Linked DNA regions of Homo sapiens: regions 1 and 2 are each linked to region 3. Evidence: chromatin contacts called from ENCODE Hi-C or POLR2A ChIA-PET data. All regions are on one chromosome and are shown on one strand. Each heading gives the region's core, a stretch centred on a gene start or an enhancer-like site at or near the end of the contact. The rest is flanking DNA. Distances are from core to core; before and after follow the strand shown. Region 1 overlaps BIN1 (bridging integrator 1). Region 2 holds the start of MAP3K2-DT (MAP3K2 divergent transcript). Region 3 holds the start of SAP130 (Sin3A associated protein 130).

Region 1 (4,058 bases), core at 122-2,621, 960 kb after region 3:
ATACCTGGCTGGAGGCTGGAGAGCCTTTGGAGTGGCCTGTGGGCAGCTGGCTGGCTGTGAGATGGCACAGCTGGGACTCCGGGGCTGCCCTGCTTGGGAACTTGACTTTGGGGAGATAGTGCATCCTCTCTAGGCTGCACCAGGGGGCTGGCCGGCTCCATGCAGACCCTGGGCTAGTTCTGAGCTGCTCTCCACACCTGCCTCAGCGTCCTGAATGCTGTCCTCGGGACCCCGGGCCCATGTGACTCTGCTCTTCCCCACTGTTAGCTTCAGTGGAGCTGGGGTGGGGGCACTCTCTCCTCATGGCAGACAGCCCTCACCTTACTCCCTGCCCCTTCCACATGCTTCCTAAAGAGCCAGAATATGAGGAATGTCACCCAAAGGGAATACAAGACACGGGTCCTGACTTCCAGGAACTCAAGCGGAACTGTCCCCGCTCTTGCTCTCGGCAGCGTTGCTGAGCGGTGAGAGCACGGCTGGGTGCAGATGTTCCCACAGACAAGCTGCGGTGCTGTCTTCACTGCTGTCCCCACCGTTGCCATCTGGGGAGTTGTGGGGGTGGTGGCTGCATCCTCATGGAGAGGGGGTCCTAGTGGGTACAGGAGCCGGGTGGTCCAGGCAGGTTCTTACGGAATGTGGGACTTTAGACCCACTGTTGGCAGTTGAGGGCAGGGGGTATGTGTGATGGTGCTCAGCTCACAACAGTACCCCTAGGACTCACTCATTTTATGAGTTCCATAGAACCATGGTTGGCAGCCCCCCTGCCAGGTAATGGGACACCCAGGGGAGTAGGGCAGGGATGGCCCAGCCATAGCCTGGAGACGGAGGAGGGGCAGTATTCCCCTCCTGGTGTGGGGTGCCCAGGGTCCCTGGATCCAAGAGAGGTGTGCATGTTGGAATAGACATTCTTCCCCACCCCCCGCTCCCCATTCTGCCTTTAAATTTTTATTAGATTCTGAAAAGCCAGGCAAGGAGCCCACGCCCACTCTAGCGAGTAGCTGGAGGTAACCTTTCAGAAGCCATGGTGGCCCCTCCTCCAGTCCCAACCCAAGTCACTGGGCCTAGGGGCTGACCTGGGCTAGTCCTGGTGTCTGAGGCTGGATGGGACAGCTGGCTGGGCTTGGGGCAATCGTGTGCTTTGTGGTTAAGTGGCCTTCCGGCCATCTGGCTGCCTTTGCCAGAAGGCGGCCCAGCCTGGGCCCCAGCCCCGGCCTGAGAACGTGAGGCTGCTGGCGGGAAGTTTCCCTAGGCGGGGCCTGACACTTTCCTGGGCTGTGACTCAGACCCCGAATCCCTGAGTCACTCTCGCCGGCAGTGTCCTCCCGCAGTGAGCCAGCACAGCCCCTTCCCTGGGCGGGCTGGGCACCGGGCAGGGTCTGTGACTCACCTGCTGCCCGCAGTCCCTTCCCCAGCACTCTGTGGCCGTGTGATGGGGCCTGAGCACCACTGCCTGGTGGGTGTGAGTGCCTGGAGGATGCAGGGCCTGCCCTGGGGAAGGTGTGGGCTAGGAGTGGGACCAGGCACAGCCCAGCTGCCTGGCTGCCTCCTCCCTGGCCCTGCACCCTCCTCTAGGGTCCCCCTGACATTCCTAGAGGTGCCTGAGTGGCTGCCTCTGGTCTCCCTCTGGTGGGGACAGGTCCCAGGAGAGGGCTTTGTGGGAAGGACCATCCCTGGGAGGTGAAGTGAAGGCTGGTGGCTGAGGCTGCCAGGAGCTGGCCCTCAGAAATGGGGAGGGAGCACTCAGGGGCGGGGGCAATTGGGGGCAGCGACAGATGCTGCCCTGAGAGCCAGAAGGCAGTGGCAGGGCTGGCACCTAGCCTGAGGAGGTTCATTGTGGAAGTGGGCAGGGTCCCCACTTGGCTGGGTCTGGGGTCTGCCTCTGTGCATGTCCCGTGTCCAGCTCGCCAAGCCCCAGGCTTGCCCCTCTTGTTGTGCCCTACTCCACGCTCACTGCCCTCCCGGCCACGTGGGCCTCTCTTTGGCAACGGCTGCTCAGCCCTCCCTTTCCCAGATGTCCTCAGGGTCCTGGAGGGCTGCAGGGGGAGGTCGCCAGCATGGGTGTCCACATCCAGTTCAGCCTCTGTCTTGCCCGGAGCCCTGGTCCCAGCGCACTGGCCAAGAGGGGTGGGCAGGAGGTGGGAGGACTGGCCATGGGGCTGGGCTGGCTGGGACGCCCAACAGAGGGGAATGACCCGTGCTGCCCCCCAGGCCGAGGAGGAGCTCATCAAAGCCCAGAAGGTGTTTGAGGAGATGAATGTGGATCTGCAGGAGGAGCTGCCGTCCCTGTGGAACAGGTGAGGCCCAGCACGGTGCCCAGCCTGCGTGGGGCAGTGTCCAGTCTGCGTGCTGCGGTGCCCAGTCTGCGTGCTGTGGTGCCCAGCCTGCGTGCTGCGGTGTCCAGTCTGCGTGCTGCGGTGCCCAGCCTGTGTGCTGCAGTGTCCAGCCTGAGTGCTGCGGTGCCTGGGCCCTCTCTGGTTTGTGCCTCTGATGAGCGTGTGTGGTCGCTCGTGGGTGGGTATTTCTGAGTTGCTGTCCTGACCTGCCTGTTCACCTGGCCCCCATCCTTCCGCCCTTCTGTAGCCGCGTAGGTTTCTACGTCAACACGTTCCAGAGCATCGCGGGCCTGGAGGAAAACTTCCACAAGGAGATGAGCAAGGTAGGCCATGGGGACCCCTCTGAGGGGCCACACCCCACCCTGGCCGAGGGTCAGAGTCAGAGTCGTGGGAGGGGCAGCCTGAACTCCTCCTTCCCTGCCAGGTTCAGCACACACCGGTGACCACAGGGCTCCCTCCCGGCCCTGTGGAACAGCCCCCTTCAGGAGTGCCTGGGCCCAGGAGGGCAGCAGGGCATGCTGGGGAGGCTTTGAGAGTGTCCTGGGTCCTTGCCTGGGTAGACCACCTGAGAATGTAGACCAGGCCCTCTCAAACTGTGAATGTGTTCTCTAGCAACCTTGGCCCAGGGAGTGCAGTGTTAGACAATGGTGGCAGTTTCTCAATTTGTAGGAAAAAATTACTAGCATTTTCTCAATTTTAATTTTTCTCCCATGCTTTTGAGACATTTAAATAGGCCTGTTTCGTCTGCGTGAATCCACTGTGCGACAGGGTCTGGTCTGATTAGCGTACCTTTCTCTCTTGTGTTATTTTCATTTTAACCTATCTGGCAACTAAAACGCAAAGCTGTTGAACTTTGCAGTTGGAGAGACCCAGGGCTGGCACCCCCGCCCCCAGTGGTGGGTCTGACTTTGTCTCTTGGGCCCAGATGGATGAAGTGATGATGGTGGATTCCAGGCCCAGGGTCGGAGGAGGAAAAGCAGCTTGGGGCCTCCCCTGACTCACACTTCTAAGTACGGTTTCCTGCCTTTTAGACTTTCTCTTTCCTTCTTAACTTTTCCTTTTTCCCTTCGAAGATTGGAGACAACTTACGAAAAGTTTAAAAAATAGAGAAAGGTGTTTCAGAGAAGGAACATTTATATAAAATTAGTCTGTAAAAATATATGCCACAGAACATAGTTGTTTATAAATAGGATGAAGATTCGGCTCTGAGCTCCCTAGTGGCCAAATCAAAGAGAGGAATATTCTCAGTAATGAGAATCACCGTGTGTGAGGAATAAACCTCCGCTCGTGCCTGTGCTTTCAGTGAAATATCTGGCAGTTGTAGTGTGGTCTGAAAGCATCTTGGCAAAATGACCTTAACAATTAAGATTAATGGTCTGCCAAAACAAGTTTTAAGAGAAAAATGTAAAAACAGTGCAAGCTCTATGTGGCATTTTAGGATATCCCTATAAGTAGGAGGGGAAAAGATGGCTTCCAGAGACAGCAGGCATTAGTGATATAGCCCACTTGCCCCGTTTTGTTGCCCCCTTGGTTTTTCGGGGTTTGGTGTGCTAGTTCCTTGCTCTCACAGATGGGGAAAGAGGAGCTTGTTCCTGGCAGGGGCTGGGGGTGGTGGGGAGAAGCAGAGGTGTTTGGGGAAGGTGGGGCCGTTTGGTGGCCTTGGAGGCCCCCCACCTCCTCACTGTCTCTCCTGCAGCTCAACCAGAACCTCAATGATGTGCTGGT
Region 2 (4,005 bases), core at 1,339-3,838, 640 kb after region 3:
CTGTGCAAACTTCTGATCTGTATAACTGGGAGCTAAAAAACAGACACTGTTTTAAGTCACTAAGTTTGTGGCAGTTTGTTATGCAGCAACAGAAAAGGAACATGCCACATTTCCTCTCTGAAGTCATCTCTCACTTCCCCAGACACACCTGTGACATCTTCCTCTTGCTGCTGTGGTGCCTGATACACATCCCTCCCATGATGCAGGTCACAGTGTGTTATCATTATCCATTTACCTGTCTGCCTTCCTCACAGGATTCTGAGTTCCTGGGCAGTGGGGACTATATAATTTTATCACTGCAATCCCAGGCACAGAGTAGGAAGGCAAAAAAATATTCATTGAATGATGGTTTCATCAATAAAAAAATCCCAATATCACTAATTTGTAATCATATATACTAAAATAACCAAAGATGTCAGAGATTTAATATCTAAGCAAGAGGAAAAGTCACCAATATAAAAGGAGAATGGCGAAAAAGAAAGAATAGCTACTATAACTATACCCACGGGATGTTTCTGAGGAACCCAGAGGTGAATGAAGTCCCCGGGGTGGTAAGTGAGGGAAGGGAGTGGAGAAATGAGCAGCACTATGAGGGGAAAAAATTTATCTCTAGATTACTTAGTAAACAAACACGTTTTTATTGAATGCCTGCTATGTGGTGACCCAGTAACTGTGGAGAACAATATAGATATTTAAGATTTAAATACTATCCTCCGGCGTTCTGAGACCCTCCTTTCTGTGGCATACAGGTCTTAGAATGTTAGATTCAAGAAGGTCTTAGATTTATGCATAAGTCCCCCATTTTTTAAACAAATAGAAGCAAACTGATTTTCCACTGACCTCTGTGTTTCTGAGGTGCACATCCTTGTTCCTGTGACTTTGACACCTCTGTTAATGGGTCTGTAATAAAAATTCCTGGAAGAAACCCAGAGATATTTTGACATTACACAACAGTTTCTCCCTCAGTCTCTGCCCCACAAGTGCCAGCTCCCTTGACCCTCAGAGCCCAAGTTGGGTAGCTCCTTACCTCTGGTTCGGGTGAGTCCCATTCCCATCTCTCTCATTTCAACTGCTCCAGTGGAAATGTGGTCTGGAATATGCATGAAAGGGGTGGATCCAGAATGTACGAAGAAACCAAGAAGAAGCTGAACAGGGAAGAATGGTACAGGAAGTTGTAAGGGGTATTTAAGGAAAGGAGAAGAGATGGGGCGGAAAGGTGCTTTCTGGATCAAAGTAGGGTGAAAACGTCGGGATGCAGGTTAGTCACACCACGGAGGGCCTCACCACTAGTCTGATTAATTTGCATTTTATCCTGTGGGAGATGAGGAGCGAAAGAAAGGGTTTTAGACTCTAGCTTTGGGGGTGGGGTGTCAACTCATGTCTCTGGGCTTAAGTTTCCACATCTGTTAAGCTGGAGAAGTAATACTTGCTGGGCTAACCAATGTACACAACCAGTCATAACCAAGTATCGATGGTGATAAGAACTAAACAGAAAACACAAATAACACTTAGCCAGTCTCCAAGGGGGTGGTTTAAGGTTAGGTGGCAAGCCTGAAGTAATTTCTAAAGTCCCTCAGGAAAAAAATTCTGAAACTTGAGCCACAAATTAAGAGGCAGACGGCTTTTCTCCTTGCAAATGACCTGCCACACAGTCCGTCACTGCCTCTGCTAGCTCTGCTACCCTTGGGCCCTGTCCACAGCCCACGTGGGAGACCTTTTCACGGGATCTACTCGGATGTCTGGGATCTGGCCACTACCGCAGGCTCGAGACAACCCAGGTGCGTATGCGCCGCGCACACGGAACAGCACAGGCTGCCCCGGGGCAGGGGCGGGGGCGGGGCCGAGGCCGGGGCGGAGCCAGGACTGGGAATCCCCGCGCCGTCCGGCCGGTGGGGGCGGTGGCCTGTGTGTGGGCGTGGCGGGCCTCTGCGCAGGCGCCGACCCACTCCCCTGGGCCGGGCGCGCGCCCGCGGCGGGTTCCGCTACCGCCGGGCGGAGGGGTGCGCGCGCACGAGCGAGCGGCCGTGACGTGCGCCGCGCTACGCCCGACGTCACGGGTCCGTGTGTAGTGGCTGCCGGGCTGCCTGCCCTCAGCGGCGGCGCCTGACGAGGGTGCCGCGGCCGCTGGGCGCAGCGTTCGGGGGTTGCACGGCCCGCGGCGGCGACGAAAACAACGACCAGGACGCTCGGCGCCCCTGTCCGCAGAGTCGCCACTCCCGCCTCTTCTCCGGTCTCTAGCGACGCGGGCCCGCGGCTTCCTCCTTTCCTGCCCAGTTCCCGCGGGCCTCGGGGTTGCAGCGGCTAGAAGTGCCGAGGAGCGCCAGGAGGACCCGGCCGGCTGCGAGGATTCACGCGCCCGCCACCCCGCCCGGCCCGGGCTTCATGTGAAAGAGGGACGGGCCTGGCCCCAAGGCCCGCGCCCGACTCCTCGCGCGCCCCTCCGGTCCCCGGGGGCCCTGCGGCAGCCCCCGACCTGGGGCCGCGGTGACAGGCCGCGCTGGGGCGGAGGGGCGGGCTCGGCGGGGGCGGCCCCTCCTTGGGCCTGCGGCTCTCTACGTCCCTGCGGAGCAGCCGGTACGTGCGTGTGTGCGTGCGCGCGCGCTTGTGTGTGTGTGTGTGTGTGTGTGCGCGCGTGTGTGTCGGGGGCCGCGGGCTGGGCGCCGGGAGGGGGGCTGGCGGCGGCCTAAGCGCCGCTCCAGGGGCGGAGATTTCGCTGGGTGATTGCCTAGCTGCGGGAGGGCGGACCTTGGGCCCCCTGCATCCAGTCCTAAAGCCCAGGTCAGCGCGAAGTAGGCTGCTGGGCTGTGTTAGCTGTCAGACACGTACCCTGCAGAGATTTTAGAAGAAAGGTTGCATCTGGTCTTGGGATGAAGCAGAAATGGTACATGCAGTAAGCGAAAAAGTGCTTGTCTTTGCACTGTCACAGTGTGGTAATCTTTTGATGTAAGGTTGTTTCCCCCTTTTCTCTTTACGGAATATTTAGGTAGCACTTAGGGTGCTCTTAGTCTGCGCCCGGCAGTTGTCATGCATTATCTCTCTTCATCTTCCCAGCTCAATGAGGTGGGTAAATTGCCCCATTTTGCAGGTGAAAACTTGAGGCTCAGAGAGATTAAGGCATTTGTCCAAGGTCATGAAGGTAGTAATCCAGGAAGGCTTGGTTCGAATATGCAGATGTCTTTTTGTAAGACTGTATTTCTCGTCTTGCAAAAAATAAATACGTTTAGAAAATGAGACTAACTGGGCAGTTTCTTTAATGGGATAAATTCTAAACACATAGACAGATACAGTTTAGTTTTCCCTAACGTAAGCTCTTCGATATCTTTTGCCAAATCATTTTCTTGGCTTTAAAAAAAATTTAAAAGATGGCTTCAGATACCTTTACTTTTTATGTACTAGTACTGGACAGAAAAAAATTATTCTCTCACAAAAAATAAATACATTTGGTAAAACTGCATAGATCTTGAAAAGTCACAAATTTACTTTTGTAGTTTGACCTTGATGCCCAAAGGGAACTCACAGTTGGGTTATTTGCTTGAGATTTCCTTGTTGCAAAATTTGTTGCTGGATTATGTGGCAATTTAGTGATTTGTTCGTTGTCTTATGCAATCTTTTTTAGTTCGATGTCAAATTTTAATGCGTAGAATATCGTAGGAAGTTTGATGGTGTGATTCTTTTTCATTTGTATGGAGTGCTACTAGTCAGTGTTTATAAGTTAACTGAAAATTCTCATTTTAGCATGAGTTTTGTATTTTTTAAAACTATGGTGAGAGGAAAAAATAAGGAGCCAGAGCTCTGTACTGAAAAAAAGTCGATACATTTCCTTTGAGTAATTGAAGCTCTATGCATAATTGCAAATGTTTAACAAATCTATTGATGCCCAGTTATATTACTCTGTAATTTTCCTAGTATATTATCAAGTTGAAGAAAATTTGTGGTCTTGCAGTCTCTGTGGAGAAAAGGTGAAATTACAAAGTTAACATGTGGATGGTTTACAGATTGATTTGT
Region 3 (4,104 bases), core at 1,219-3,718:
AGAAAAAGAATTCTGGAGGACATAGTGGGTGTAGGAAGAGATTTCAGTGGGGGCAGCAGCATTGCTGCAATTCAGATAAGAAATAATGGCAGCTTGAGCCACAGCTATGGAAACAATAGAAAAGGAGGCAGAGGTGCATATCAATGTAATATGGCGGCTGTGGGAGATGGAAGAGTGTGGAACATATATGAAGCTGAAGACAGAAAGGATGGTGATGCCAGTAAGTAAACCCAGGTATCAAGGGGAGTACACAGGGGAGGCAAACCAATAAAGGTGTTCAATACATTAACTTTGAGGGGCTTGTTAAGACTTCTGTGTGGATTGGCCCATCAGGCGGAAATATAGGTATACAACTCGGAGAGGTCACCTATGCATAGGTAACATTTTCAAAGATATTTGAGGCTGGGTGTAGTGGCTCATGCCTATAATGCCAGCACATTGGGAGGCTGAGGTGGGCAGATCGCTTAAGCCCAGGAGTTCAAGACCAGCCTGGGCATATGGTGGAACCCTGTCTCTATTCAAAAAAAAAAAAATATATATATACACACACACACACACACACACACACACACGTATATATACATATATATACATATATACATATATATACATACAACTCCATCTCAAAAATATATATTATATATATAAAATATATGTATTCATATATAAATATATATTTTTGAGACAGAGTTTCGCTCTTGTTGCCCAGGCTGGAGTGCAATGGCTTGATCTGGGCTCACAGCAACTTCTGCCTCCCGGGTTCAAGCAATTTTCCTGCCTTAGCCTCCTGAGTAGCTGGGATTACAGGAATTTGCCACCATTCCCGGCTAATTTTGTATCTTTAGTAGAGATGGGGTCTTTCCCATGTTGGTCAGGCTGGTCTCGAACTCCTGACCTCAGGTGATTCGCCTGCCTCGGCCTCCCAAAGTGCTGGGATTACAGGCATGAGCCACGTGCCTGGCATATATATATGTTTAGTGGGGTGTGGTGGCATGCGCCTGCAGTCCTGGCTACTCAGGAGGCTGAGGCAATAAGTTAGTTGAGACAAGGAAGTCGAGGCTGCAATGAGCTGTGATCACGCCACTGGACTTCAGCTTGGGCTGAACTGAGAACCTGTCTCAAAAAAACAAAAAACAAAAAGGATGACATTTGAAACTGTGGAAATACATTAAACCATTTAGGAAGGCAGTATAGCATTAGCGTGTTGGAGCCCTGAAGAATGCTGTATTTATGAGAAAGAGGAGGTATAATGGAGCTTGACATAGGAGTAGAAGCAGGAGACAGCCTGGTTCTAGAGGCCAAGGGAAGACATGAGGAGGAATTACTACTGGTCAGTAAGCTAAACAAGATGAGATCTAAGTGAGGACCGATGGGTTTGAAGTTGAGTAGGTGTTGGCAACTTTTGGGGAGCAGTCTGAGAAGAGTGGCAACTCCAAAAGGGATAAGGACTGCCTAGGCAGAGAGGAGGCTGAAGTCTATCACAGGAGTCACTCTTTAGAAGTTTGAGAATGAAGGCATGAAGGTGGAAAAGGAAAGTGGCTTGAAGAGGAGGAGTATCTGAGACTCATCCCTGGGCTATAGCCAGGAGCTACTCTCTTCTAACCAAGCAGTTGTCTTACACAGCTGTGCATGATAGGAAGAGGGGGGTTTGAGCCCCATTTATTTCCTAACTAATCACAAAACTCCAGGCCTAAATTACCATCTGGTAAGGGAAGAGGGAGACTTAATCTCTTATCAGACACAAATGTGGCCTCAAAAGATATGGCTAAGTCTTCTACAGGTGCATAAACTCCAACCCTGAACCCCAAGCAAAATGACAAAATAAAACTGCCCCCTTCAGCTCCTTTATAATCCGGAAAGCGCGCGCAGGTGCGCCCCGGCCGCCCAGAGCCCTGCGCCCTGCCGGCCTGCTTTCACAGAGCCGCGCCCGCGCTGCGCCTGGCGGCTCCCGCCGCGCGTAGGCTGTGCCGACCGCGGTTCCCGGTGGGGACACCGAGTCCCACTCGCGGCATAGGGAGGCGGGCACCGTCACGACACTGGCCCGGCCCGCGGATCCCTTGGCCGCCGCAGTTGGCCTCCATTACCCTTTCCCGCGCCGCGCCTCCCCGCGGGGAAAATGAAACCCAGTGCCCTCAGGTTAAGGCATAGGGTGGGATCCACTGTCTTCTCACTTAGCCAAGAGAAAAGGCAGAACCGACTTCAGACAGCAAAGGGGTGTGTTGCCCTGGCCGGGTCGCCTGCGGCCCCGCCCCGGCGCTCTCCACCTCCTTCGCGGCCCGCCCTCCTGACTCCGGCGACTACATTTCCCACAGGACGCCGCGGCTCAGAGGGGCGGGCCCGTCCGCTCTCCCGCTCACGACCACCGGCGACTGGCTGACTCGGCAGGGGGCGGGGCCTGCGCCAGCCAATAGACGGGAGGCTCGTTACGGCGGCGGAAGCAGCGGCGCTGGAGTGAGGGGTGGGGGGCAGAGTGCTAGCTCCCCGGCGGTGGCTGCGGGTCCGGAGCCTGGGGACGTCGGCCCCACAGACGGAGAGCGCGCGGGAGCGAGCTCAAGGCGGCGCGGCGGCCACTGGGCGCAGCACCCAGGTAATGGCGGGACGGGCGCCCGGGAGGGAAGGGGAGGAGACGAGGGGGCGGGGCGGCTGAGCCGGGCTGCAGCGTCCGTCCCGTTGCGCGTCCCCGGGGAAGGGCAGAGGATCCTCGTCTCCTGCGGCTCGGACCGCGGCTCTTTCGCGAGCTGGTCACGGCGGTTGGGCCGGCGACAGGGGCTGGGTGTCCTGTGGCGAGGAAGGGAGAGGCACCGGGAGGGGTGGGCTGACCCGGGCGTGGGGGCGTGGCGGACGTGGGCCTTGGCGGGGAAGCAGAGCGGCCGGGGGAGCGCGGGCGGGCGGGCGGGCGGGCGGCCGGCCCAGGGAGTTTGGCTCCTGGAGCAGTTTAAAGTGACTCTCCACATCCGGGCCCTGCGCCCGCCGCTTTCAGACCCTGGCTGAGGCGGGGCCTCCCCGCTCCCCGCCCCCTTCGCCGGGGGCGCCTGTCTTCCTCTGCCATTGGCTCAGCCTCGAGGGGTTTGGGCTGCCCCGGCCAGGCTCGCGCCTGATTGGCTGGCAGTCGGCGGGAGGGTGGGGCGGGCTCTGAACGTGCAGGTCGCTGTGGATTGGTCCTGGGCCTCCACTGACGCGTCGGGCGTGGGGCCAATGGGCGGGCGGGGGAGGCAGGGGCAGGTTCGGGGGAAGAGGACTGCGAGCACAGCGGCGGCCGGGTGGCGGGGGTGAGTGGGGCCAGCGGGGCTGGACAGCAGCGGGCCCCGGGCGCCGCCGCCGCGATCCCTCCCCGCGCCCGCCGAGCACATCGCCGCCGCCGAGATGGGCCCTCCGCGGCACCCCCAGGCCGGCGAGATAGAAGCGGGCGGTGCGGGCGGCGGGCGGCGGCTACAGGTAAAGAGGCACAGTGCTCGTCTTGTGGTCGGGTCCCCAGATCGCCCGTCCGCACCCCCACCCCGGAGACGGGGGTCTCACACTCCGAGGTGTCTGGAAACCGGCGTCCTCCGGTCTCAGCGGGGGCTTCGCGGTGGGGTGGGGTTGCGGGCGAATCGGGAGATCGCTTGGCTCCTGAGGGAAAAGTGGGGGGCGATTTTAGGGAAGATGGAGAAGGTGTAGGGTCCTCTGGCTCTGTGAGGGGATCTGTGGAAGAGAAGGAAAAGGAAATCCGTAAATGGAGGCCTTTGCCGAAAAGCATTGGAGAATTCCTTTTGCATCGGGTCTGGATGTAAGATATCGGATCTTTTCTTAGGGCTGGATATCTTCCTCCGAATGTTCCTATGACATACTAATCACAGTTCTGTTCACCTTGGTGTGAGATTTGAGTGTTTCAAAGAGACATGCCATTTTCCATAAAACTTTACACAGAGAAATACACATGCATTGTGGTAATACCTGTCATGTGACTCTTGTACAGGATTCAATGGTGATTTTTTTAGCATAGCAATCCACAAGTATTTATGGAGGGTCATAGTACCCGCCAGCTCCGTATAAACAATATTTGTAGAAAACTTAGGTAGTTTAGATAATGTCTGCATTTATATTGATCCCAAGTTATTGTTTTTA

What was found. A loop is a pair of places that touch in the nucleus more often than their neighbours do. ChIA-PET counts read pairs that join two places held with the same protein, here RNA polymerase II (POLR2A). Pooled maps may share reads with other maps.
Region 1: a loop to region 3 is called in a map of ascending aorta, with 4 times the contacts of the local background. The contact joins the enhancer-like site here to the promoter of SAP130 in region 3. A Hi-C loop is called at or near these places in 1 of 168 maps with a recorded cell type or tissue (ascending aorta) and 9 of 50 pooled maps. POLR2A ChIA-PET finds 5 or more read pairs at or near these places in 1 of 52 experiments (activated CD4-positive, alpha-beta T cell).
Region 2: a map of natural killer cell shows a loop between it and region 3 (8-fold over the local background). The contact joins the promoter of MAP3K2-DT here to the promoter of SAP130 in region 3. A Hi-C loop is called at or near these places in 8 of 168 maps with a recorded cell type or tissue (B cell, CD4-positive, alpha-beta T cell, CD4-positive, alpha-beta memory T cell and 3 more), 14 of 37 single-sample maps with no recorded cell type and 18 of 50 pooled maps. POLR2A ChIA-PET finds 5 or more read pairs at or near these places in 3 of 52 experiments (AG04450, CD4-positive, alpha-beta memory T cell and naive thymus-derived CD4-positive, alpha-beta T cell).

Annotation. Positions count from the first base shown.
Region 1 is chr2:127,062,169-127,066,226 of GRCh38, reverse strand. BIN1 (bridging integrator 1) reads left to right here. Exons shown (of 19, transcript NM_139343.3): 8 at 2,209-2,294; 9 at 2,581-2,656; 10 at 4,030-4,058. Among named protein-coding and RNA genes, the nearest start is that of BIN1, 43 kb to the left of the region's middle. RefSeq lists a silencer at 973-1,441 and enhancers at 1,160-1,454, 576-1,775, 1,304-2,129, 3,580-4,058. Within about 2 kb of position 1,371, at least 28 of the 41 ENCODE cell types and tissues checked have a DNase peak (open chromatin) inside an H3K27ac peak, as active enhancers do; they include ascending aorta, where a contact is called at or near this core.
Region 2 is chr2:127,386,021-127,390,025 of GRCh38, reverse strand. MAP3K2-DT (MAP3K2 divergent transcript) reads right to left here and starts at 2,588. Exons shown (of 4, transcript NR_187129.1): 1 at 2,474-2,588; 2 at 1,028-1,145; 3 at 841-915. MAP3K2 (mitogen-activated protein kinase kinase kinase 2) reads left to right here and starts at 2,051. Exons shown (of 17, transcript NM_001371910.2): 1 at 2,051-2,574. It overlaps LOC124906074 (a long non-coding RNA gene), which reads right to left. Exons shown (of 4, transcript XR_007087227.1): 4 at 3,865-3,946. RefSeq lists a silencer at 1,762-2,631.
Region 3 is chr2:128,026,423-128,030,526 of GRCh38, reverse strand. It overlaps SAP130 (Sin3A associated protein 130), which reads left to right and starts at 2,468. Exons shown (of 21, transcript NM_001330301.2): 1 at 2,468-2,587. RefSeq lists silencers at 1,781-1,930, 2,181-2,700, 2,801-3,140, 3,201-3,490.